Linked DNA regions of Homo sapiens: all the other regions are linked to region 1. Evidence: chromatin contacts called from ENCODE Hi-C or POLR2A ChIA-PET data. All regions are on one chromosome and are shown on one strand. Each heading gives the region's core, a stretch centred on a gene start or an enhancer-like site at or near the end of the contact. The rest is flanking DNA. Distances are from core to core; before and after follow the strand shown.

What was found. Hi-C counts contacts between places; a loop is a spot of excess contacts on that map. ChIA-PET counts read pairs that join two places held with the same protein, here RNA polymerase II (POLR2A). Pooled maps may share reads with other maps.
Region 2: a loop to region 1 is called in a map with no recorded cell type, with 2.8 times the contacts of the local background. The contact joins the enhancer-like site here to the promoter of GIT2 in region 1. A Hi-C loop is called at or near these places in 7 of 37 single-sample maps with no recorded cell type and 4 of 50 pooled maps. POLR2A ChIA-PET finds 5 or more read pairs at or near these places in 1 of 52 experiments (OCI-LY7).
Region 3: a loop to region 1 is called in a map of CD8-positive, alpha-beta T cell, with 7 times the contacts of the local background. The contact joins the promoter of UNG here to the promoter of GIT2 in region 1. A Hi-C loop is called at or near these places in 3 of 168 maps with a recorded cell type or tissue (CD8-positive, alpha-beta T cell and naive thymus-derived CD4-positive, alpha-beta T cell) and 7 of 50 pooled maps. POLR2A ChIA-PET finds 5 or more read pairs at or near these places in 1 of 52 experiments (Caco-2).

Annotation. Positions count from the first base shown.
Region 1 is chr12:109,994,427-109,997,634 of GRCh38, reverse strand. It overlaps GIT2 (GIT ArfGAP 2), which reads left to right and starts at 1,267. Exons shown (of 20, transcript NM_057169.5): 1 at 1,267-1,462. The coding sequence starts at 1,411. RefSeq lists enhancers at 1,097-1,256, 1,947-1,996 and a silencer at 1,527-1,616.
Region 2 is chr12:110,667,618-110,670,517 of GRCh38, reverse strand. The region is part of intron 3 of HVCN1 (hydrogen voltage gated channel 1); the gene reads left to right. LOC124903017 (a long non-coding RNA gene) reads right to left here. Exons shown (of 2, transcript XR_007063460.1): 2 at 1-397. Among named protein-coding and RNA genes, the nearest start is that of HVCN1, 20 kb to the left of the region's middle. RefSeq lists enhancers at 207-346, 1,397-1,496. Within about 2 kb of position 1,282, at least 5 of the 41 ENCODE cell types and tissues checked have a DNase peak (open chromatin) inside an H3K27ac peak, as active enhancers do; they include OCI-LY7, where a contact is called at or near this core.
Region 3 is chr12:109,096,167-109,099,078 of GRCh38, reverse strand. It overlaps UNG (uracil DNA glycosylase), which reads right to left and starts at 1,482. Exons shown (of 7, transcript NM_080911.3): 1 at 1,268-1,482; 2 at 441-647. The coding sequence starts at 1,399. RefSeq lists a silencer at 914-1,303.

The DNA of each region.
Region 1 (3,208 bases), core at 18-2,517:
TGGTCACATACAAGTTTTGTCGCATATTCTTCTTCCTCTTTTTCTTTATTTCCCTCTCTCTCTTCTTCATTTTCATCTCGCAACCCTTTAAAAATGTAAAAATCATTCTTAAGTAGCAAGCCATACAAAAACAAATCGTGGACTAGAAGTAAACAATGCATTATCTTAATTTTGAACATGAGATTAAAACTGAAGCCTAAGGAATCATCTAATATATTCTTTTTTGTTATTTTTGTTGTTGTTGTTGAAGTTGTTTTTGAGACAGTCTCGCTCTGTCCCCCAGGCTGGAGTGCAGTGACGCGATCTCTGCTCACTGCAACGTCCACCTCCCAGGCTCAAGCGATTCTCATGCCTCAGCCTCCTGAGTATCTAGGATTACAGGCATGCGCCACCACGCCCGGCTAATTTTTTTTTTTTTTTTTTTTTTTTTGAGACGGAGTCTCACTCTGTCGCCCATGCTGGAGTGCAATGGCGTGATCTCAGCTCACTGCAACCTCCACCCCCTGGGTTCAAGCTCCTGCCTCAGCCTCCCAAGTAACTGAGATTACAGGCTCCTGCCACTGTGCCCGGCTAATTTTTGTATTTTTAGTAGAGACGGGGTTTCACCATGTTGGCCAGGCTGGTCTTGAACTCCTGACCTCGTGATCCACCCGCCTCGGCCTCCCAAAGTGCTGGGATTACAGGCGTGAGCCACCGCGCCCGGCCAATTTTTGTATTTTTAGTAGAGATGGGGTTTCACCATGTTGCCCAGGCTGGTCTCGAACTCCTGCCTCAAGTGATCCTCCTGCCTCAGCCTTCCAAAGAGTTGAGATTACAAGAGTGAGCCACCACGCCCAGCCTGGAATCATATAATATATTCTTATTTTACTTTACCCCAGTAAAATGCAAGCTTCATAAGGACTAGAAATTCAGTCTTTGCTCACTGCTGTTTCTCCAGTGGCTGGGACAGTATATAAAGCATGGTAAGTGCTTGATAAACATTTGTTGAATCAAGGAATGAATGAATGAACTTGACCATTGATTGCCTCAGGAAGGTTGTGGCTGCAGGGTTCTCATCACAAGATATTGCTACTTCCCCTGGTATTAATCAGTTGGGACGAGGGGAATCTCTGCCAGAGAAGAAGACCCAAATTCAATATTTAAAGGTAGGACAGATGATACTCGGGCAGTCTCCTGCCCTCACTCAAGATGGCGACAAGGCAGAGTGCCCTTTCCGGTCACATGACCTGACACTCGCCGAAGGGCACCTCCCCGCGCGTGCGTGCTGTGCCAAGGCTGCAAGGCGCTGAGGGGAGAGGCGCCGCCGTCAGCGCCGCCGCAGCTGGGACCCGTTAGAGCGGAAGCGCCGCCGCCACCGCCGCCTTTGCTGTCCCCCGGCCTCTAGTTCCCCGCAGGTGGGAGGTGGGAGCCATGTCGAAACGGCTCCGGAGCAGCGAGGTGTGCGCTGACTGCAGCGGGCCGGGTGAGTCGCACCGGCCGGGCCCGCTCCCCTCTGCTTTCCTGGCCCGGACCCCTACCCCGGGGCCGCCCCCTCAGGTCAGGCTGCATCCCGCGGCTAGGGTCGCAACGAAGAGGTCCCTGGGCGGCCTTGGGGTGGGAACCGTCCCGGGCCTGTCAGAGCCGGGCGGGCAGGGGGCCGCCGCCCTCCCCGTCCCTCGCGGCCCTCCCTTCCCTCTCGTTCCCTCCCGTTCCCTCCGTCCTAGGCCAACTGGGGAGGTGACGGGGGCCAGGGCTGCTCCCCCAACAGGAAGGGGCTTGGGCAATCCACAGGAAAGCCAATTACAGAAGTAAAATGTGAGCGTCCTCCCGGCTGCAGCCTCCAGAGGCTGCAGGTGTCACCTCCCACTAGACCCTTTCTCCGCCTGGGTGTCCTGCCCGGGGAGGATGACACTCCCTGAGACTCGCCAGAGGGTCCCCGTAGATGACTTCCCCGCTGCTGACATCCGACAGCTACTCTGCCCGGGAGAATTGCCAGGAGATCGGGGTCTTCCAAACACAACCAGCACTTAGGAGGCAGTGCTTGTCTCAAGTTTGAGGATCTGAACGGCCTGGGTTCAAACTAGATTTTGCTTCTGGCTGACCTTGGGCTGGTGACTTCACTTGGTCACTTGCTTGATTTCCTCATTTTTTTCAATGAGGATAATCGGGAGTATCACGCTTAGTGGTGAGGAAGATTCAATGAATACTCGTAGAATCATATCATCTAAGGCTTTTCTTTTTTGCATTATGCTGTCTACAGTAGAACTCTTGTAGTCCCTTAAAGCTATATTTGACTATCTAAATCATACGTTGATTACAACGGAAACAAACGCAAAATCACCAGCAATATAGGGGCATTGAAACGCTAAAGCCATTCCTTCATAATGATGCATAACTGTTCATACATAATATTCACATTTAGAGATCAAGTGTGTCTTAGCAATTGCAACTGAATTGTCAGGTCTCTGGATAGATTATTACATGCTGTTTTAGGTGCTTGGATGTATTGGCTTTGAGTTAATTCGAAGGTAACATGGCTTTCTTGGCACAATAGTGTCCGATAAACAATCTTAATTAAATCATTGAACACCACTGGCTTTGCAACTGTTCTGATCTTAAGCTTGTCATTTGGAAGTGGAGACCAATTGTAAATAGAACTGTGATAACTCAAACCTCATGTGGTTGTTTTATGGCCCGTACAGTGCAGGTGTTACCAGTTTCCTTTGAAGATAGGGAGGGGGTATGGAGGAGTTTAAAAAGAAGTGTTTTCTAAACCAAGTTAGTGTGAGTTATACAAACTCCATCATTTTCTCTAAAAATGTTATTTGTTCCACTTCCTTATTTTCTTGCCTATTTTCAGTTGAACTTACCGTGATGTATTTGATTCACATGTGTCTAGCTTCTAACTTCCTCTTGGAATGCATATTGTTTTGCTTCTTGATAGGGTACAGGGCAAAGCAAAATTGTTCCTCCATTGCCATCCTAAATATACTTTTGCAGCATTTTGTGCATTTCAGAACATTTTCTCTTCCATTGTATCGCTTTAGTTGTTGTCTCATACGCCTAATCTGCAGAGACTTGAGTCACTTCCTTCCTGTTTTGAATATAATTAGGCTACCTTGAAATATTCTGTGAAATTGAGCAGCTGGGAATTTGTGCTGCCTTTTCTGCACAGCCCTACTGAGAGAATTACCTGTAGGGTTAGGGACCCCTTTGAGATTCTGTTGAA
Region 2 (2,900 bases), core at 33-2,532, 670 kb before region 1:
ATGGAAGGAAGTTAGCAGCATGCTGAGATGATATGAGGTGTGATAAAATAAGCAACCATAGTAATACACGTTGCTGCCATTGTGTCTTAGAGTTTTGGGGTGAGGGTGGTTAATATGCAAATCAAGTCCCCCAAAATAGCTCTGGGAGGGAACAGGGAAATGCAAACTGAAGGGACATCAGGCCATGGGAGTTGGGAGTTGGCTGACTTTCTTAAAAAGTACCTTTTTCTCCGATTGTCAGATAACAATGAACTAGGGACTTTCCCCCTCCCACAGATGGCGGCTTCTGAGCCTGTAAAAATAGGCATCCACAAAATGCTTTTCTCTCCTTCGCTTCTAGGTCTGTCTTTTTCACTTTCCCCTTCTCTCCCAGATGGTAGTTTTTCTGGTCTAATACCTGTAAAAGAGGTCAGCAATATGTTTACCTTGAAGGAGTAGTGCCTAAGATTTTGTTAATCCATTCATTTATTAACCATTTCTTTTTTCTTTTTTTTGAGATGGAGTCTCGCTCTGTCACCCAGGCTGGAGTGCAGGGGCGCAATCTTGGCTCACTGCAGCCTCAGCCTCCCAGGTAGCTGGGATTACAGGCATGTGCCACCATGCCTGGCTAATTTTTGTATTTTTAGTAGAGATGGGGTTTCACCCTGTTGGTCAGGCTGGTCTCGAGCTCCTGACATCAGGTGATCTGCCCGTCTCGGCCTCCCAAAGTGCTAGGATTACAGGCTTGAGCCACCGCGCCCGGCCTCTTAACCACTTCTTGAGCCTCTCCCTGTGACTGAGGAAGAGTCTCTGCCCTCCCAGCGTTCACAGCCCAATGTGGTGGGGACAGTGTCTCAGTGGTTGTTAAGACAGTGTGACGTACACCCCAACTGGGGTGAGGGAGAATTAAAGAAGGCCTCCCAGGGAAGGTAAAATCTAGGTGTAAGACCTGGAAGATAGATGGGATGGGGACAGGCCATGCGGAGTCCTGGAAGCAAGAGAGCGTGGTCCGCTCTAGAACTGCAAGTTCCATGTGGCTGGAGGCTGGCAGAGGCAGGGTGCTAGGAAGGAATAAGGCTGGCAGGGAGACCAGGGCCTGGGGAAGCCAAGAGAGCTGGGACTCGATCCTGAAGGCAGTTGTGGGCATGGAGGTCGCTGCACAGCAGGGACACAGTCAGGTTGGCATTGGAGAAGGAGGACCCTGGCTGCAGGCAGGTGGAGGGAGGGTCAGGGCAGGTTCTGGTGAGGGAGAGGGGACGATGGAGTGCCAGCCAGGTTCAGGAAGTGAAACCGATGGGGTGTGAGGGAGAAGGAGGAGCCAAGGACGATTTTCTGTTCTTGGCCTGGGCAGCCAGGTAAGTGACAGCGTGCCCTAGGGGATGTGGAAGGAGGAGTGGACTGGGAGAGAAAGGTAAGAAATCAGGTCAGTTGGGTCACAGCAAACCAATGACCCAGCAGGATCTTGAACATCAGACTGGAGTCTTTGATTTGAACGTGAACGGCACCGAGAACACAGCTGTGCTAAGGCCCCCAAAGAGAGAGTCACCGGCCCAAGGACAGGGTCAAGGCTGAGGTCTCCAGGACTCCTGGTATGGGGCAGGGACATGGTACAGGAAGCTGAGGAGGGTGGCCAGAGATAGCAGGAGAAGCAGGGGGCGAGATTGCCAAGCACAGCAGATTCAACAGCGTCAAAGAGTGTGGGACCGTCAGGCAGGTTGGAGCCACGGTCACAGGTTTTGATATGGAAAGGTGACCGCAGAGGAGCATCAGGGTACAGTGGGGACAGCAAGGATTCTTGCATGGGAGATGGAGCTGTGGGGGTGTCCCGCATCAGCAACTCCACCTGTAGACTTTTGGGGTTATAAGTGACAGAAACACAGCTCAGTGTCACTTAAGCCACAAAGCGGCTGTATCAGCTCATGTAACTTAACAGCCTGAGGGATGCAGAGGCAGGCAGTGGGCAGAGAAATGAAATATCCAAGGATGGTGATGAAGCTGGAGGAGAAGAGTTTTGGGGTTTTTTGTTTTGTTTTCTTGAGACAGTCTCACTCTGTCACCCAGGCTGGAGTGCAGTGGCATGATCTTGGCTCACTGCAACCTCTGCCTCCTAGGTTCAAGCAATTTTCATGCCTCAGCCTCCCAAGTAGCTGGGATTACAAGTGCCCACCACCACGCCTGGCTATTTTTTTGTTTGTTTTTAATAGAGATGGGGTTTCGCCATGTTGGTCAGGCTGGTCTCAAACTCTTGACCTGAAGTGATCTGCCCATCTTGGCCTCCCAAAGTGCTGGGATTGCAGATGTGAGTCACCATGCCCAGGTGAGTTTTTGTTGTTAAGGGATGATCATAGCTGGCACTTCCAGAGCTGGGGGCTGCTCTGAGCCAGGCACCGAGGCAGGTGCTCTGTACGCCACACTACTAAAATTACAAAAATTAGCCGGGCGTGGTGGCAGGATCAGTCTGTCCATGAATGCTAGGAGTCTGGAGTGCATGGTGAAGCTGCTGAGGCCCACCACATTCTCTTGATCAACCCTATCTTTGCCCTTTTCTGGAGCTTTTCTGCTTCTGGCATGACAGACTTTTGACTGAAAACCAGAAATGTTTTCTGCTCTGCTGAGTGCCCTAGATATTTTCATCCCAAATTACTAAAAGTTGCTTCTTCACCAGTTGCAAGGTTTCAGAAAGAAAAATTTCCTCTTCTGTAAAATATAAATGCGGTTTTTGCAAAGTACCTTGAGGTTCCCACACTACTGAGAAATAGGACAGGCTGCTCTTGTCTGCCAGGTAAGGTGTTTCCAAAGGAAAGTATGGGGTCAGGCATGGGCTCATGCCTGTAATCCCAGAACTTTGGGAGGCCGAGGCGGGTGGATCACTTGAGCCCAGGAGTTTGAGACCAGCCTGGGCAACATAGCAAAACCCTGCC
Region 3 (2,912 bases), core at 233-2,732, 900 kb after region 1:
TGTTATGTCCAAATTCTTTTAAAAAACAACAAACAAAAACAGTGCCTGCCCCCCCACCTAAGTGGTTCAATCAGGTCAATTCCTTGCCTCTTTCTCTGGGCTGGGTCCTGACAGTGCCACTCCTCTCGGCTTTTTAAAGCTCAAGCCAGGTTTCATTCAGGATGGTTGGTGATTTTACTACGCCAGCCTTTCCTGGACAATAGACTATGTGACTTAAATGAATCCATGATATCATCTCGCGGGTCGTTAACAACTTTAACCAATATAAAGCTGCAGAGTGAAACATCATGGCTTTCTTTTACCCCCTTTGTGAGTAAAGGAGGTTGAAGGGGGTACAACCTAAGCCTACGGAAACATGAACTTGGCCGGCTACACTAACAAGACAAAAGGGCCGGCAGCCTCCACATTTACCCTTATGGAAGGTGCATTTCCATATTTACCTTGATAAAATACGGTTTCCCGAACTCCCCGCTGAGGTGCTTCTTCCAGCTCTCTCCAAAGCCCACGGGCACGTTGCGGGCCGCGAGTCTGAGCAGGGCCGCGGCCTTGTTCCTCTGGATCCGGTCCAACTGCTCGGCACTCAGCGGCGAGGAGGGCGGCGTCCCAGGCTCCTCCTGCCCAGCCGGGGCCTTCTTGGCTGGGATGGCCTGCAAGTGGTCCCCGCAGAGGCGGCTCAAGAGCTGCAGCGGCCCCTTCCCAGGCGTCCGCAGCTTCCGGCCCAACCCCCACGGCCCAAGGCAGAAGACGCCCATTTGTGGAACAGGTCCCAGCAAAAGCGGACAGTAAGAGCCCAGGGCTGGGCCCGGTCCGGGAATTGGGAATTAGGTTCTAAACTGGAGCGGGGAGACGGGCTGGGAGGCGCCCTATGGCTTCCCGAGGAGCGTCGCGGTGACTGGGAACCCTGCACAGAGGTGCCCCGCCCCCGCCAGACCCGCCCCACCGCGTCCCCACGTGGTCTTTTCGCGGCAAAAAACCTCCCTCTGGGTCCCGCCCCCTCTCCCCTCTGATTGGACAGCGCACCGAGCCAGGAGGGCCTGCGGCGCGCGGATTGGCGCCATGGGCCCCGAGACGCGTTCCCATTGGCTGGCCCTTTAGCATGGCGGCCCATGGGGGACAGCGGCGGCTATTTTGAACACGTGGAGGCTATTTGGAAAGCGGAGCCCGGGTTTACCGAGTCAGAGGCGCGATCCTGCACGCCCTCCGTCAGGCGGGGCCCACCGCCTTCCTCCCCCTTCACCCCCTAGCCCCGGCCCAAGCCGCGCCTCACCGCCGCATCTCCGCTTTCCTCAGGCACCCCAGCCACGCCGGTCCCCTGGACGGCCGGCTCGGGGCTGGGGGCGTGTCGCTTCCTGGCGGGGCTGGGGGAGAAAAAGGAGTAGAGCGTCTTCTGGCCGATCATCCTGGAGCTGAGGAGGCAGCGAACGCGCGCCACCCGGGAACCGGCGAGGCTAGCCCTGGCTGTGGCTGTGGCGGTCAGCAATTGGCGCCAAGCGGCCCGCGCATGCTCCGAGCGGGGGGCTTTGCTGGGGGCGGGGGGCGGTGGAAGGCCCAGTGCGCATGTGCGGGAGGGGCTGGAGTGCAACGCCCCTGGGAGGAGGTGGGGCGTGCAACGGTGCCCGGGGGCCTATTCTTTCATTCGCTTTGTGCCTTCAGCCCACCTCTGCTCTTTGGACAGGCTCTTAAGGCTCAGCTGCAAGAAGAGAAGACTGGTCAGGCGCGGTGGCCCACGCCTGTAATCCTAGCGCTTTGGGAGGCCCAGGCTGGAGGATCGCTTGAGGCCAGAGGGTCTGAGCTGTAGTGAGCTTTGATCGCGCCAATGCACTCCAGGCCTGGGCGACAGAGCGAGACCCTGTCTCTCGGTGGGGTCGGGGGGAGGGGGCTGGGAAGAAAAGTTCCTGCCCCTTAGGGGTGTTGTGGGAGTGCAATGAACAATATAATAATATTGTCCGGGCTTGATGGCTCACGTCTGTAATCCCCGCACTGTAATCCGAGGCATCTCAAAAACAAACAAACAAACAAATACTATTATATTTTGTGTGTGTATTTTGTTTTTGAGACAGAGTCTTGCTCTGTCGCCCAGGCTGGAATGCAGTGGTGTGATCTCAGCCCACTGCAACCTCCGCCTCCCGGATTCAAGCGATTCTCGTGCCTCAGCTAGGATTATAGGCGCGCGCCACCACGCCTGGCTAATTTTTCTATTTTTAGTAGAAATGGGGTTTCACCATGTTTGCCCAAGTGTGTTTTGTATTTTTTTAGTAGAGATGGGGGATCTCACCATGTTGGCCAGTCTGGTCTCGAACTCCTGACCTCAGGCGATCTGCCCACCTTGGCCTCCCAAAGTGCTGGGATTACAGGCATGAGCCACCACACCCAGCCAATATTATTTGTTGAACTGTTATATACATTTTCTCACGCAATTTTCATGGCCTATTTTATGACGATAAACTAAGGCTTAGTGCAGTCAAACATTTTGCCTAATGTATCAGGCTTGTGGGAGACTTTCGGGTCATAGAGGTTAAACACCAACGATTTGTCTTCCAAATGACACCACTGTACCGAACCTCCTCCCACCACTACTAATACACTTAGGATTCTCTTTCCCTCCCTCACATCCAAACCATCCATATCTGCTTTTGGTTCTTTCTCCAAAGCAAACCTCAAATTCAACTGCTGCTCTTGCATCTCCTAGCTACAGAAGACCAGCTGGGAAGCTGGTGTTCTCTTTTCTAGAGAGAGATTTTTACATCATGACAATACCTGGGGCCTGGCCCAGCTCGGTGGCTCACGCCTGTAATCCCAACACTTTGGGAGGCCAAGGAGGGGCGTATCGCTTGAGCACAGGAGTTCGAGACCAGCCTGGCAAACATGGTGAAACCCCGTCTCTACTAAAAATACAAAAATTAGCCAGGCGT